Regions from separate parts of the Mus musculus genome. Here region 2 is linked to region 1. The links are chromatin loops, found by intact Hi-C in ENCODE. Cell type or tissue: left cerebral cortex. All regions are shown on one strand.

The links. Hi-C counts contacts between places; a loop is a spot of excess contacts. Peaks named below come from ENCODE experiments on the same cell type or tissue, not always from the same donor. Only the 100,000 strongest peaks of a DNase experiment are listed, where the experiment ranks them.
Region 2: a loop joins it to region 1, with 5 times the contacts of the local background. A loop is called at or near these places in 3 of 42 quality-filtered maps.

The regions. Positions count from the first base shown.
Region 1 is chr12:72,044,640-72,052,639 of GRCm38, forward strand. It overlaps the pseudogene Gm7986. Among named protein-coding and RNA genes, the nearest start is that of Gm40440, 8.4 kb to the left of the region's middle. In left cerebral cortex, a CTCF peak has its summit at 3,159 (motif pointing left); a DNase peak (open chromatin) is centred at 3,096.
Region 2 is chr12:71,313,464-71,321,463 of GRCm38, forward strand. Dact1 (dishevelled-binding antagonist of beta-catenin 1) reads left to right here. Exons shown (of 4, transcript NM_021532.4): 3 at 322-477; 4 at 3,708-6,644. The coding sequence ends at 5,431. Among named protein-coding and RNA genes, the nearest start is that of Dact1, 7.6 kb to the left of the region's middle. In left cerebral cortex, no CTCF peak of the experiment used is centred here; a DNase peak (open chromatin) is centred at 3,783.

The sequences.
Region 1 (8,000 bases):
TTAAGCAAATTTTTATATAAATGAGCTGATTGGGTAAACTATATAGAAATGGACAAATAGCCTTTTATCAGCTCTTAAAACTATGTAGACATGCAGTAATGCAAAAAATATTAGCCAAATTATACAAGCCAAAGAACAAATAAAATTAAATTGGTTTTTTGAGATAATGGTACATTTTAATAGTCTAGCATAGTTTGTGTCTACTCAGCTGGGTTTATGGATTGAATTTATGGAGAAGCTGAAACAATGGAAGGAGCTGAGAATGAATCTGCAACTGCTGTCCTGTAGTTAGTACACATTGCTTCACTCAACTTACCTGCTCCCCAAGACTTGTTGCTTTCCACGGGTGGCTAAGAGCCTAGCACAACGGCTTAATGATCACATTAAGCTAGGTAGGCCTGGCGGGGCAGGAATGCACCTCCAACATTAATATGGATAGGAGGATCCGGAGTGAGACTGAGGCCAGCCTGCACCACACAGTGAGACTGCCTCAGATGTGAGGAAAAACTAGCTGTGCGTTAAACACATAAATGTTCAGTTTTCATTGATCATCTGATGCTCCACATTCTCTCTCTCTCTCTCTCTCTCTCTCTCTCTCTCTCAATCAATCCTTTGTTTTCCTCTCTCTTCAGTCTCTTCTTCTCTTTCATTAATTTCTTCTGTTCTCCTCTCTCCCTTCTTTCCTTTGCCCTTCAGTGTTGGTCACAGGAGACCTTCCAAGGCCCCCTCTTCAGGGAACCTTTAGCAGTGAATAAGAAGCAGCAGATTTCCACGAGGCCGTGTTTATATTCCTTCTCTTAATACCTTCCCACCAAACTCACAAAATGGTGCATTTACTTGACTCTATCCTGGTCACTATTACAAGGCTGTCCTGTGTCATTAAAATAAGAACCCGTAACTGACAACACTTCTCCTTCTGCCCGGGCCTTCGGTGATCTCCAAGAATCTGACCTTTCCTAGTTTCCATGGTGTATTGTCTGTTTGTTCAGTGCTAATATAAGTCTGAAAGATTAACTTCCCATTTCCAGAGACCTTGAAGGATGCTTCTCTAAAGAGGTGAGTCTGTATGTAAGCTTTCATAAAGTTCCCACAGAAGTTCCCACAGGCAGAGGTACGGAATAGGATATAGGTTCACTACTGTCAACAGAGTGGTTGTTCTAGCAGCAGCGTGGACTCAGGTGGAGTGAACACTCCTAAAAGACCTAAGTTTTAGGCACAGAGGACAAGATCAGTGAGCTCGAGTCTGCCTTCCTCACTGTCTTCATTAGGGTTTCTACGGCTATGACAAAACACTGACCAAAAGCAAACTTTGAGGAAAGGTTATTCAGTTTCTGCTTCTGCATCATAGTTCATAATCAAGGGAAGTCAGGACAGGAGCTCAAGCAGGGCAGGAATCTGGAGGCAGGAGCTGATGCAGAGGCCATGGATGGGTGCTGCTTACTGGCTTGCTCCCCATGGTTTGCTCAGTCTGCTTTCTTATACCACCCAGGACCACCAGCCCAGGGATGGCACCACTCACAAAGAGCCGGGCCCCTCTCCCATCAACCACTAACTAAGAAAATGGCCTACAGGCTTGCCTACAGTCCCATCTTAGAGAGACATTTTCTCAACTGATGTTTCCCCCTCCCAGGTGACTCTAGCTTTTGTCAAGTTGACATAAAACCAGCCAGCCCACCCAACTTCTCCGGCTGTTGGGCTAAGTGATCTTGAACAAACTATTTCTTTTCATCTCCACCGCTTTATCCTTGGGTAAGCATAGTAGTATGGAAGCCACAGAGAGTAAAGTAAATGATATAGTTTAAGCAGAGATATGGATGGAAGCATTCATTAAATGTTGGCCACACCAAATGTTCCATCCCATTCTCTGAAAAGAAAAGATTATGCTTCATAGATTGTTCTTAACTGGCTACCCCAATACCGTTTTCTAAATCTGAGAAGTTTGACCTGTTTCTCAGTTGCCATGACAGGCTCCATCCACAGCACAGGACATGAGGCCATCAATTAAAGCACATGAACTGAACACCCGTAGTACTGAGACGATGCTTATCCTTCAAAGGATTGAGTGTGAGAAACCTGCTACTAGCAATATACAGTAGTAGACATTTTAATTGAAACGCATTTTAATGTATATACTCAATGCTATTTCCTGTTAAAATATTTTCAACACACGTAGGCTATTTTAAAATGATATCATCTATACTTTAATATATTACATAATTCAGAGCTGGTGAGATAGATCTGCAGATAAAGGTGCCTGGAATGGCCTGAGTTTGATCATCTGGCTGAGAAAACAACTCCCACGAGTTACCCTCTCTCCTCCATGTTTGTACCTCCAGCTCTAGGTGATCCAATGGGCTCTTCTGAACCCCGAGGGCATCTGCATGGTGTGTCTTTTCCAACCCCCATTTACACAAAGTTAAAACTAAAACATCTTAAAATAAACATACCTGAAGGTACTCTAGCCAATCCGGCACGGCAAATTTGGGTCTGGCAGGCCTTGTCCTTTCCCTACTCCCCCCTATTCCCTCTGCCTTGCTAAAGCCCATTAGATTCCATTCCTAAACTACCCACCAAGGTCTATTCCCTTGTTTAGCCACTTTCTCCTCCTTAGGCTGACTACCAAGGTCTAGCTATCAAAGTATTGAAGTCCAGCAATCAAAAAATCCCCTTTGGCTCACCTAATTATCATGCCCAATTAAAATTAAACACTTCATCCTAACATAGTCTTTTCCCCCTTTACCTTTATAAACCGCCATTTGCTTATGAGCCATGTCTGTCTCCTCTCTATCCAGAGGCAGTCCTTTGTCCTCTGGGACTAACACCACCCTACCCCTCTTCCTTGCCCCCTTTCTTCCCTCTCCCTTGTTTCCCTCCCCTTCACCCTGTCTCTGGCTCTTTGTCCCTTAGCCCTGCCCTCTGCCTCTCTGGCTAAATAAATCTCTTTTGCACTGAGAACTTGGTCTTGGGGGTCTTGAGCCATCTCCAAGGTTCCCTACAAAACCTAAACAGGTAAATGGTAAGAGAAAAGCTGCTATCAATAAGGACATTAAAATGTTTAAAGATTAATGCACCCCAAGGTACCAACGTTTACAAGTGGTTCATAAGTTTCCAGCTTTGAAAATTGTTGTATTTGATAATAGAGCCATCTTGTGGAAAAGCAGCAGTATTTCAGGCACTTAAATTATAACCATCCTGGTAGACGTTCTAGGTATGTGTGCCCTTTAGTTATAAGACAATTAAAACAATGAACTCCAAAGCAATTGAAAATTTACCAGGAGTCTCGAAATGGAAGAAGGCAAAAGCTGGGGCCCTGGCACCAGCTGGAAGGGAAGCCTCTCTCCTGGAAAGAAGTTTCACAGAGCTCTGAAAACTCGCCAGACCACCTTATAGGGAAGACTAATGGGCGTGGGCAGGGCCAGGACTGCATAGTTATGTATAAGTCTCACCTTCTAGTTACACCTATACCCAAAGATAGACTTAGTGGTCAACGGTCTACGTTTTTCTCTTCCCAGTGTGCCCACATTGAATAAACCTCCCTTTTCTGCTTTTCACTATGAATTATCTGTTTAATCTCCCTCCTGAGACAGTTGCTGAACCTAGTGTGTCAGGGCTGCCTGAGAGTAGGCTCCGACCATGGCAGCTCTGGAAATAGTCTTCTTCCTCCAGGACCGTGCCAAAGGTGGGTAGATTTGAAAGGATGGAGACTGGTTTGTCTGTAGAGATCTCAGTGTTGTGTGTGTGAGTCCCAGTGCATTAGACAGACGCCCTCTGGTGAAAACGCTGGCCACCACAGGACATTTAAATCAGGGAGTCTCAGGAGGGTGGGTGAACCTGTCTGGTCCACAGATGGTAAAGACTGGTGTGGTAGCAGGCGGTGTGGTATGCAAGGAAAGGAAGCTATGAAAATGAAGAGAGGTCTGTGGAAGACTAATATTTCTCCAGTGCAGGTTCAGCAAAAGTATAAACTGTCAGAAAGAGAAGAGTCCCCAAGTTTAAGTGACAATTTCTATGTCCACCTGGAAGACTCCATTTTTTTAAAAACTTTATCTGTATTTATTTTATGCTGAATTTATTCCCAGGCCATGAGGTTTTGTTTCTTCAGTTTCTTCTGGGATATCTTTTTCTTCTGTGCAACCTCCTCTTCTGGCTTTGGAACGATCTGTTCCTTCTCAGGATCATCTCAGTGTGGCAGGGGGAGCTCATATATGGGTTAATCCGACCATGAGCTCTGTAGGTTCGTCGGTGCATCTTAGGTGCCTTGTTCACCTGGATGTGTTCAATGACTAGAGAGTCTACGTCTAAACCCTTAAGTTCAGCATTACTCTCTGCATTTTTAACCATGTGCAGCAAAAATTCAGCACTCTTTTTTGGCCACCGACCCTGTGTCCAGCCCCATTGTTTGGTCTGGGTGCACCTACCAACGCCACCATTATCCCCCCGGAATGGCACACATTACTTCTTTAAAGTGACATCCTTCAGATACTTGGTGGCTTTGCAGGTATGCGTACCCTTGATGGCCTGGGCAGTTTCCCGGGTGTTCTTAAAGTGAACACGAAGGTTTGAACCTCTTGATTTGCATGATTTTGTGGGGTTTTCTGGGTCAAGAGAGTAGCGAACCATCTTGGCAGGTGACCTCTGGCCGCTTACAGGAAGAGGGAAGACTCCATTTTTAAAGAACCAAGAAAACAAACCCCCACATTTCAGCCTTTTCTCTTTGTAATTCTCCCACCTTGAAAATTATGCATTTCAGCCAGGCAGTGGGGGCACACACCTTTAATCCCAGCATTTGGGAGGCAGAGGCAGGTGGATTTTTGAGTTCGAGGCCAGCCTGGTCTAAAGAGTGAGTTCCAGGACAGCCAGGGTTACACAGAGAAACCCTGTCTCGGAAAACAAAAAACAAAAACAAAAAATTCTGCTTTCGTGGTGCTTTCTTGTTATTTTAAATTTTTATGTTTTTACTTTACTTCTTGGATTATACTTAACTATTTTGATTACTTTTTTTCACTATTGGGGAACTGTGTTTTTTTGTTTTTTTTAAAAAACTCTATTGCTTTTTGTCCTCTCCCATCTATAATATTCTTTGCCTTTTCCTTTCACTTAGTATTGCTTTCATTTTCTCTTTCCTTGTCTCCTTTTATTTCATTCATTTGCTTCTTTATATTTACTGTGTATAGCACTCGCTACATTATTTAATCATTTCTGGTCTAAGGTCATCAGTGGTATAAGAGTTTGATTTAATCAATAGTTCTATTGACTTTTATCATGATTGGTTTCCAAGGGCACAGAACATGACAGAATATGTAATCAACTTGACATTAGAAAATTTCCTATTAACAAGAGAAATATGAGAAAGTTTCCTTATAATGGCAGGCTAGCCAGGTAATTGTTATGAAAGACCCACAACGTGAGGACTCCCCCACATTCTGACTCAGGAGAGGCAACACCCCAAATCACTCACGAGAAACGGTCTTGCTGCAAACTGCAAGAGGACTTTTATTCAAGAGCGCTCTCAGGCCCACGATCATACACCATGCAGGGGTAGAGGACTGTGGCACCCCGAGTAGTTGGGTAAGGGGGTATTTAAAGGAAGAAACCACAACTCAAGGAAGTGGGAGGGCATGGTTGGAAAATACCAAAGATACCAGTTAAGAGTCACAAGGAAGTGCAAAGTCACAAGGAATACCTGGTAATTGTTCGGGTTATCTCTCAAGACAGCTTCTAAGAGCCCCTAACAATAGTACATTTGCATAGCGGGTTCCAGCAACGGTCAGGGTGGGTCAGGGTGACTTTCTTTGAATGAACACTCTTTGAACCCAGGAAGTGGGTGGGTGGAGGAATGTGCTATCTGTTTTATGATTAGCATACCTTGGAGCATTGAGTCACAAAGGTCACATTCTCAAGCCTGGGCTTAAAGGCCTAGAATTTTGCTTTTATATGTTTTCAGTTACCTAGGCCTTGACATTTTACCAAGGCCTTAACATTCCATCTAGGCCTTACTATATTATCTAGGCCCTAACAGTTCAACATACATATACCAAAAAATTGTATAATACGGCACGTAAGAAGACTTAAGGACAGAATTTTCATGATCACTTCAATAGATGCAGATTTTGGTTTTCTTTTTGTTTTTGTTTTTTGTATTGTTTTGTTTTTGTTGTTGTTGTTTTCTGTTTTTTGTTTTGTTTGTTTGAGTCTTTGGAAGGGGCTGTAGCTACCATGTTGGACCACAACTGGGACCAAAAAAAAAAAAGCCTTTGAAGCAGCCCAAGAAGCAGGCGAAGGCGAATGATCTGGAATCTTGCCACAGCCTGCTCTCTTGGCTGTAGGTGAATTTTGTATCATTCATTTAAAAGAGAAAGAAGAAATCAGCATCCTTTCCAGATAAAAGCCCCCCCCAGGGGGGCACCTGGATGGGGGAAGCTAGGACTAGAAGGAACCATACTTTAACATAATAAAAAAACCTAACTCTAGTCTATTAAATGAGGGAAAGCTGAAAGCATTTCCTGAGCAATGAAAACGACCAAAGCATTGACTCTTACTCTATGCAAAGCTTGCAGCCTAAGCACAATAAAGCGAGAATAAAAGAGGAAAGGAAAATCCAAAGTACTCCTACTTGTACATGACACAATTATATGCTTAAGAGACCCTAAAACTTCCACCAGAAAACTCTGGTAAGATCTGATACGGATCCTAGGAAAGTAAAGCAAGCTGTACAGTGAAAATACAGCATCTGAAACTTCCTTGTAAACAAATAACAAAATTGCTGAGAGATAATAGCTCTAAAAAATATTTAGGAATAACAAAGATGTGAAAGATGTCTTCAATGGAAAGTTGAAAGCACAGATGAAAGGAATAGAAGATACTAGAGTTTGGAACGACCTGACAGGTCAGCAGAATTAATACTGTGAAAATAATGACATCATGAAAGACAATCTACAAACACAAAGAAATCTCCATCAAAATTCCAATGACCTTCTGCAGAGACCTAGGAAGGAAAAATCATAACATTTCCATGAAGTACAAATGACAAAATATCACAACTCCTGAGCTCAAATTATACTACAGAGCCATAGTGACAAAAACTTATGGAATTTGTTGCAGGGTATATGATCACACCTAGAACCCAGAGATTGTGTTATCTACTGGAAAAACCTGTTTTTAGTTGTGGTGTGGCCCAGCCTTATCATACACCTTTAATCCAAGATTTTTCTGCTTAAATATTGTAAGCAAGATTAAATAAAGTCAACCGTAGGTCAAGAGGCAGAGTAAGCAACTAATTGACAGGAAGTGAACATAGGATTTTTAAGACAAAACTACAGAGAGTAAGAGGGAGTCAGGAGGTCGGATAGAGAGACACACAGGAAGTGGAAAGGAAGGGACATTCAATTTGAGGGAGGTTTTTAAAGAGAGTGTAAGAGAGGGGATTTGAACTGGGACATCAGCAGAGGAGGAAAGTCCTCCCTTATTATCTAAATAAAAAAGGGTTTTAACTCTAACACAGTAAAACTCTTTACAACAATGAAGCTATTTCTACCAGGCTTTCTACAATGTCCAGCTAGGTTTTATTTGACAGATTTAAGATTAAGTGTTTTTAAGGTCAAGGTTCTGTAAAATGTTCATGTCAGTCTCATGTGCCATTTGAATGTCCCGAGCAGTGTGTAGACCAAAGCTGATCTCTGGGTGGTGTTTGTCAGCTTAGTGGCAATCCTAGCTAGGAAGAACACAGCAGTCAAAACCCAAAGATGTTCACTGTCTTCACAGAACCTGGCAGCAGGAGCCTCCTGGGGCAGTCTTTCTCAGTGGTTAGCGTTACCACAATCCAGGCGGATTCATCCTTGCAGGGCCCTATTATCTTCTTGGAGACCTCAACGATCACAGGTGGGTCACAGTTGATTGTAGAAAGTCTAAACATTTTAAATGCCATATTCAGCAGGTGTCCAAAAGGTTTGAGGACCTCCTAGTTACCTGCTTCAGACTCAAACCTGGAAACATGTACAGGA
Region 2 (8,000 bases), 730 kb before region 1:
AATCTACCATTTGTGTGATACACCCCCCTCCTGCACACACAAATAACTGGAAACAAAAATGAGCTTTCCTCTTCTTTGATGTGTCAGCCTCTGGTCATTTTATTATTATTATTTTTTAAAAGATTTATTTATCATATGTATTGGATTCCATTACAGATGGTTGTGAGCCGCCATGTGGTTGCTGGGATTTGAACTCAGGACCTCTGGAAGAGCAGTCAGTGCTCTTAAGTGCTGAGCCATCTTTCCAGCCTGCCTCTTTTTAATATACTTGTGTGTTATTGCTTGATAGGATCCTAATTCCAGCCATCCTTTTCCTTGTAGGGTTTTATGAGCTGAGTGATGGAGCTTCGGGCTCCCTCTCTAACTCCTCCAACTCCGTGTTCAGTGAGTGTTTGTCCAGTTGCCATTCCAGCACCTGCTTCTGCAGCCCCTTGGAGGCGGCCTTGACCATCTCAGACGGTTGCCCCAAATCTGCAGGTAAGGATTTTAGCATGGACAGAAGCTCTAATTGGAAGAGGTCAGGGGTCTTTTTTTTTTTATATATATTATATTATATGTAAGTACACTGTAGCTGTCTTCAGACACTCCAGAAGAGAGCATCAGATTTCATTACGGATGGTTGTGAGCCACCATGTGGTTGCTGGGATTTGAACTCAGAACCTTTGGAAGAGCAGTCGGCGCTCTTAACCACTGAGCCATCTCTCCAGCCCCGAGGTTAGGGGTCTTTATGGCTATGTAGCTTCAGCTATCTTTTGATAGGAAATAATTTGGGCAGTGTGCTGCGTGTACTCAGTGCCACAGTTACACACAGAGCCTACACTTTGATCTAGAGGAACATCTACACTCCTCAGCTCTTTGGTGACAGTTGGCTTTACATTATGGAATTAGAAAGGCACCTTACTCTTGGGGGAATTGTCCCTGTATTAGAGAGACAGAGCTCTGGTTCTTTGCTGTTTAACATCTCCCCTCCCTCCCTCCCTCCTTCCCCTCTCACCCCTTTCTGATGTTGGTGATTGAATCTAGGGCTCTGCATTAAACACATACAATTCATCTACAGCCCCATTTTTACCTTCTTCTTTGTGTTTCTGGGGTACCCCTGGCTATCTCTCTCTCTCTCTTTTTATGTCTATCAGTCTAGCCAAGGACTGCTGACACTTTGGGAGCGGTGGCCCTTCCACGTTTCTCAGAATACTCCACATAATGAAACTGCCCGTAGTCTGTATGTCATAATTCTCCATTGCCCAAGACAGGCATGATATTGCAAGTATGGAAGAACTTATGATGACCTGTATATATTTACCTTCTTTGAATTTTCCCAACAGGTTTTCAGGGTACAATTGTTAACATTTGGGGTACAGTTAAGAAAAGAAAATGAGGGGCTGGAGAGATGGCTCAGCAGTTAAAAGCACTTACTGCTTTTGTAGAGAACTTGGGCTCAGGTCTCGGTATAACCATCTATAACTCTTGGTCCAAGGGATCTGACCTTTGCAGGTTCCTGCACACATGGTATATATACACACCCTCAGGCACATACACATAAAATCAAATATAAAAAACCCGAGGCCTAGTGAGGTTATTTAAATGATTTAAGGTTACATAGTTGGGCCATAGCAGAATTCAAACTCAGATCTAACTTATGTTCTGCCACCACTCCAAGGGAATTCAGAAATGGCTATGTTCAGCCATCTCATCTGTTTTGTTTTGTTTTGTTTTGTTTTGTTTTGTTTTAAAGTGTCCTGTGACCACAGATATTGTGAGAAGCTTCCACTTGAGAGTTGTCCTTGAAAGTCAGAACTCAAGAGCACTCCCTTATTCCTGTTGTATTTTGGTAACATAGAACAGCAGAGAAAGCAAGAGGATTGGAGCTGGGGGTGGCGGCAGGATGGGCTACTACGTTCATGGTTTTCATCCAAGTACAAGGCTGATTGAGTCCAACAAAGCAGACAGCACACTGAGCAGCTGAGGTTGCTAATTGGTCAAGCCTTTCTGTTTGTACAGTGTGTGTTGTCAGCAGCAATCAACCATTTGGGAGAGCACAGAACCCTGTTATCTTGTATCAGTCTAGTATCTGGGCCTCAAGTTCATTGTTAATTGCTCCCCATCACTCCGAAGATCTGGTTTCAGAGGGAAACTTTATAAACCCATTAAGAGGCACTTTGAACAGGTTTTCCTCCAAGACAGACCCCTAGTGCTTCCAAATGCCACATCCTTATATAACTGAGACAGTTGGGCTGGGACTTGGGAGACAGTTTTGTCTGCTCTAAGTAGAGACAGGAGATAAATGGCAGCTCATAGGCAATGACTTTAAGGCAAAGAGCAGGGTTTTAAGGTACTGGGGAGGATGGTAGGAAATGTCATTAGCTAGGGAGGTCTCATTCCCCCCTTCCCCCCTCCCTCCCTCTCTCTCTCCCTCCCTCTTGTTTCATTGTATTTTGACATGGACAGTTTTGAAATATAAGAAGCTTCTTTTAAAATAGAATTTTATGTGTATGAATGTTGAGTAAGTTCACCACATGTGTACAGTGTCCACAGACCAGAAGAGGCATAGGATCCTCTAGGGCTGTCAGGGCTTTGAGCAGCCGTGAGGATCCTCTAGGGCTGTCAGGGCTTTGAGCAGCCGTGTGGTGCTGAGAACTGAACCCAGGTCCTCCCTGAGAGTAGCAAGTGCTCTTAACTGCTGAGCCTTGTCTCTAGCCCCAACAAATTTATCCTTTAAAACTGCTCAAACTTTAAAAATTCCTTACCCTATTAAAATATTGTCTTTTCTGTCACTGTTAAAGATATATGGTGACTGTTAAATTTTATTAGTTGTTATTGTAATATGATCTGGGGGCTGGTGAGAAGGCTTGGTGGTTCAGAGCGCACACTGCTTTTGTAGAACACCCACCTTAGGTGGCTTACAACGGCTTGTAATTCTAGCTCCAGAGAATCTAGTCCTCTTCTCACCTCTGTGGGCACGGCACTCAGGTGCACTAACACATAAGCAAAGTTAAAAATAAGAGCACTCCTTTAAAAAAGCCTTGATATGTTTTGTTGATTTTTTTCCCACAAAGGATAGTTATGTTTAAATAGATTACATTTTGTATTTTTTTTTGTTTGTTTTTAAAAAAATACAAAAATGGCCACAGCAAGTGTCTTAAATATTTTAAAGAGAAACCAGAGGAAGGAGAGTAGACCAGAAAAAGAAAACAAAAAGTTCTAAGGTGCAGTTATTGGAAACAGATCACTTATCACACTGGAAGGGTACCGTTAGGATTTTGATGTGCTTAATGTCAAGAGTTTGTTTGCATAAAATTTTATCCTGATTGATATCATGATTTTCACTAAGCTTCATGAAGTGTTCCCTTACATTATTCAGTAGTTTCAGAGCATTATGAATGGCTATTTTTTTTTTTTTTTTGGTCAAAATTCTTGAATAGTGCTTGCTGTCATTCAGTCATCCATGTGCTTCATGTAAGCTTGCAGAGGAACCAGTGTGGACTAGTTCTCGATCCTTTGCTATTCTGTCTCCATCCAGTTCACCTTAGTAAACTCTGGCCAGAGTCGAAGTGGCTCTACCGATTCATTTCTTCAGTGTATCTTTACATGTTTTTCAGATCTCATAGGATGGTTGGAATGTAAAGGCGGCCCCTGTGAAGACCAGGCCTCAGGGACAGTGTGCAGTTCCCCCTCCACACCACAATTTAATTCCCTTGATGTCATTGCAGATGTGAATCCTAAATACCAGTGTGATCTTGTGTCTAAAAACGGGAATGACGTATATCGCTACCCCAGTCCACTTCATGCTGTGGCTGTGCAGAGCCCAATGTTTCTCCTTTGTCTGACGGGCAACACTCTGAGGGAAGAGGAGGGGCTTGGGAGCCATGCCAGCGACATCTGCATTGGATCTGAACTGAACGCCACCAAAACAGACAATTCCCTGCCATCTCCAAGCAGTTTGTGGTCCGCTTCCCATCCTGCATCCAGTAAGAAAATGGATGGGTATATTTTGAGCCTCGTGCAGAAGAAAACACACCCTGTAAGGACCAATAAACCTAGAACCAGTGTGAACGCTGACCCTACCAAGGGCCTTCTGAGGAATGGAAGTGTGTGTGTCAGGGCCCCTAGTGGCGTCCCACCGGGCAGTAGTGTGAACTTTAAGAATACAAAACAGATGTGTTTGCCCGCTGGGGGAATAACCTCTTTGGAAAACGGGCCATTCTCCCCTCCTAAGCAGAGGTCCAAAGACTCAAAGACAGACCAGTTAGAAAGCAAGAGGTTGGCTCTGCCGGAGAGCTGCTCGGCAGGCGCCGCCATGGAACCCCAAAGCAAGCATGTGCCCAAAGCCGCCAAGGCAGCCTCTCAAGAGCTCACAAGGTGTCAAGCCGGGCTGGGGGAATCCATGAAGGAAAGCAATCAGGCCTCCGCTGTTTCTCCTAAAACAAGTCCTGGCAGAGGCCCTGTCGCCCCCGCAGAGAGCAAAGCCCTGCAGCTCCCGAAAAAGATGTCGCAGAAGAACAGCCTCCAGGCTGTGCCCGCGCTGGACAGGCCGGCCTTGGACTTCAAAAGCGAGGGCTCATCTCAAAGCCTCGAGGAAGGGCATCTGGTGAAAGCTCAGTTCATTCCGGGGCAGCAGGCGGCCGCCAGGCCTCACCGTGCACACAGGAACCCGGGTGTCGCAAGGAGCGCCACCTTGAAGGCCCGCGGCCAGGCAGCCATGGAACACGGCCTGCCCACCGTCAGGGAGAAACCGCGGGCAGCAGGCAAGAAGTGCCGTTTCCCAGACGACTCGGATACAAATAAGAAATTCAGGAAGACCTCCGCCAAGGGCCGGCGCAGTGGCGGGCTGCAGGACGCTGGCCTTCCCGGTAGGGCCCTGGGCACCGGCGGCCATCGGGCGGGTAGCAGGGCGCACGCGCATGGCCGGGAGCCCGTGGTGGCCAAACCGAAGCACAAGCGAACCGACTACCGGCGGTGGAAATCGTCAGCCGAGGTCTCCTACGAAGAAGCCCTGCGGAGGGCCCGGAGGGCTCGCAGGGAGCACGGGGCTGCCTACCGGGTGGCTGTCGCCCTGCCTTACGCCAGCCCCTATGCCTACGTGCCCAGCGACTCCGAGTACTCGGCGGAGTGCGAGTCGCTCTTCCACTCCACGGTGGTGGACACCAGCGAGGACGAGCAGAGCAACTACACCACCAACTGCTTCGGCGACAGCGAGTCCAGCGTGAGCGAAGGCGACTTCGTGGGCGAGAGCACCACCACCAGCGACTCAGAGGAGAGCGGGGGTTTAATCTGGTCCCAGTTTGTCCAGACTCTCCCGATTCAAACGGTCACGGCCCCAGACCTCCACACCCGTCCCACAAAAACCTTTGTCAAAATCAAGGCTTCGCACAACCTCAAGAAGAAGATCCTCCGTTTCCGCTCTGGCTCTTTGAAACTGATGACTACCGTTTGAGTAGCTGATGTAGCGAGTGTCTTCTCCTCCCCCTAGTCTCTGAGAAAAAGAAAAAGGTGTTGTCTTAATATTTGTGTCATACTTAAATGGAATACTTTCCTTTCACTAGGATAAACCCAAGATAAATTATGTCTCGCGGTCATGTATGGACGCTAGTGCCTTTAATGGAAGGTGAAGGATGTATCTCTAGTTAGAAGTGAATATTGAGGTCTTAGTGGTGGTGATAGTGAATGCATTTTGATTATCAGATGTTTCGTCCGAGTGTCTGGCCAAGTACAGGTGTGTGATGTTCAAGTTTTATTTGGATGAGACCTTTTGTTTCCAAGGTTCGTGGATAAAATTTTTAAGCCGTGAACTCGCTCCTTGATCCTTTAGGGCTTTGTCCCTGAAAGGGCTTTCCGGTTGAGGGGCATTGCATACAATTGTGTAGAGTAGGTAGAAAAAACAAACAAACAAACAAAACAGTCATTGCTTTCTGTAAATTTTTTACTATAGACAACACTCTCAGATGTCTCTCCATCCTATTTTCTTCTTAGAAGTACACTTTTTACTGGATTTAGAACTTAGTAGACCAGACTTTTAATCTGGAGGTGGTAAACTGGATAGGGAGACTGATAGGACCTTAAAAGGATTCACAAAAACCTTTGCCACCTGTAGTGCCTCCGCCTTCGTTACAGTAGCCCTTTCATGGGCCATATATCCAGCAGTTTTTGATGCCTTTCTATCTCTCTGCTCCTAATTTGTAGCCAATACAACTGTTTGTCCCTTAGAGGGCTTGTCTTTGGGATAAAGTGTTGGTCCTTTGGTGCAAAGAAATTCACCCTTACTGGGCTTGACTCCAAGCCCAGAATTGCTCTCACCAAGCACTGGCCTGAACAGTAGTGCAGTTCAACCCTCACCGGACCGCTGACTTATCTGGAAGGGCATTACATTTTTTAAAAAAGCTTTTGGTAAACAGTATTGTGTAAAATAGAGTTTTTAAAATACTGATATATGCATGTTTTGTGCATGAGTAGTAGTTCTTTGGATTCCTGTTTTGATATTCCTGTTGCTGAATTACTGTATGATATAAACAGTATGTGTTTTATATATATCATTGTGTAAATTTAATATAACACATTATATGCTGTACTAAATGATTTGTTTTATTGCTGTTAAACTTTGTTATTTGTTATAAAAACCAGATGTTTACACCTATAAATCTTGTGCTGGCTGTTGGTGTTATTTTTGAGATTTACATTAGACTTGTTCTAGAGTAGAATATTATTTGCAATAATTAAATAGGTTTTACCCAGCTCAGAGAGGATAATGAATCGGAAACCTTTTTTTAAAAAAATTAAATTAGGTTTATGAGTTTTATTTTTGTGTGTGAGTGCTTTGCCTGCATCTGTGGATGCGGACCGTGTGTTTGGCTGGTGTGCTTTGCCTGCATCTGTGGATGCGGACCGTGTGTTTGGCTGATGCCTGTGGAGGTCACAAGAATTAACGGGAGTTACTGATGGTTGGAAACTCCTCTGTCGGTACTGAGAATTGGACCAAGGTCCTTTGTAAGAGCAATAAGGGCTCATAGGTAGTAAGCCATCTCTTCAGTCCCCCAAAACATTTCCTTAGTTAAAAGTTGAGGTAGTTTAAGTTCAGGTAATTCTTACCTGTCTTTGTTTTGTTTGTTTGTTTATTTGTTTTCTGAGACAGGGTCTAAACTGTAGCCCAGGCTGGTCTGAAATTCACTATTTAGCACAGGCTGGCCTTGATTTTTTTTTTTTTTTTTTTTTTGGTTTTTCGAGACAGGGTTTTTCTGTGTAGTCCTGGCTGTCCTGGAACTCACTCTGTAGATCAGGTTGGCCTCGAACTCAGAAATCCGCCTGCCTCTGCCTCCCAAGTGCTGGGATTAAAGGCGTGCGCCATCACCACCCGGCTGATGGGAGATTCTTTATGTCTTTCAAATTCTACTTTGGCGTATTAGTGTACCTTGCTGATCCTCGCCTGAGTTACTGCCTTGTTAAAAAATGAAACTGGTTTTCTAAAACCAGTTTCGTCTTCCCCCTTCACTAACATTCTAAGGAAAGAGCTTTCCTTGTGCCTCTCTCTTCCTCATTGAACATCACAACGGGCCTGAGAGAGTCTACATGATAACCTTTAACCGGTTTGCTTGCTTGTTTGTTTTTAAATGTATGTGTTTGAATGTTTTGCCTGCATTTGTGTCTATGCATTCTGTGCATGCCTGGTGCCCTCAGAGGCCAGAAGAGGATGTCAGGCCACCTGCTATTGTTGTAAACAAGAGTTCTTTAGAATATTTCCTTATTTTAAAAAGTTGTGCTCATTATAAAAACAGAACTAGCCAAATAATACTTAAATAATGACAAAAACAAACTTCTTCAATTCTTTCTCAATCCTGCACTTGGGGGATGTGTATCTCCATAAAAACTGTTATATGCAATGTACATATACTAATACCCTTGGCCCTTTTTCATGAAAATGAAGTTTCCAACCTTGTGTTTTATTTTATCATATGCATCTTTCATTTTGTGGATCTCTATGACAGATGTCCCACTTCTGTCCAACGGCCTGG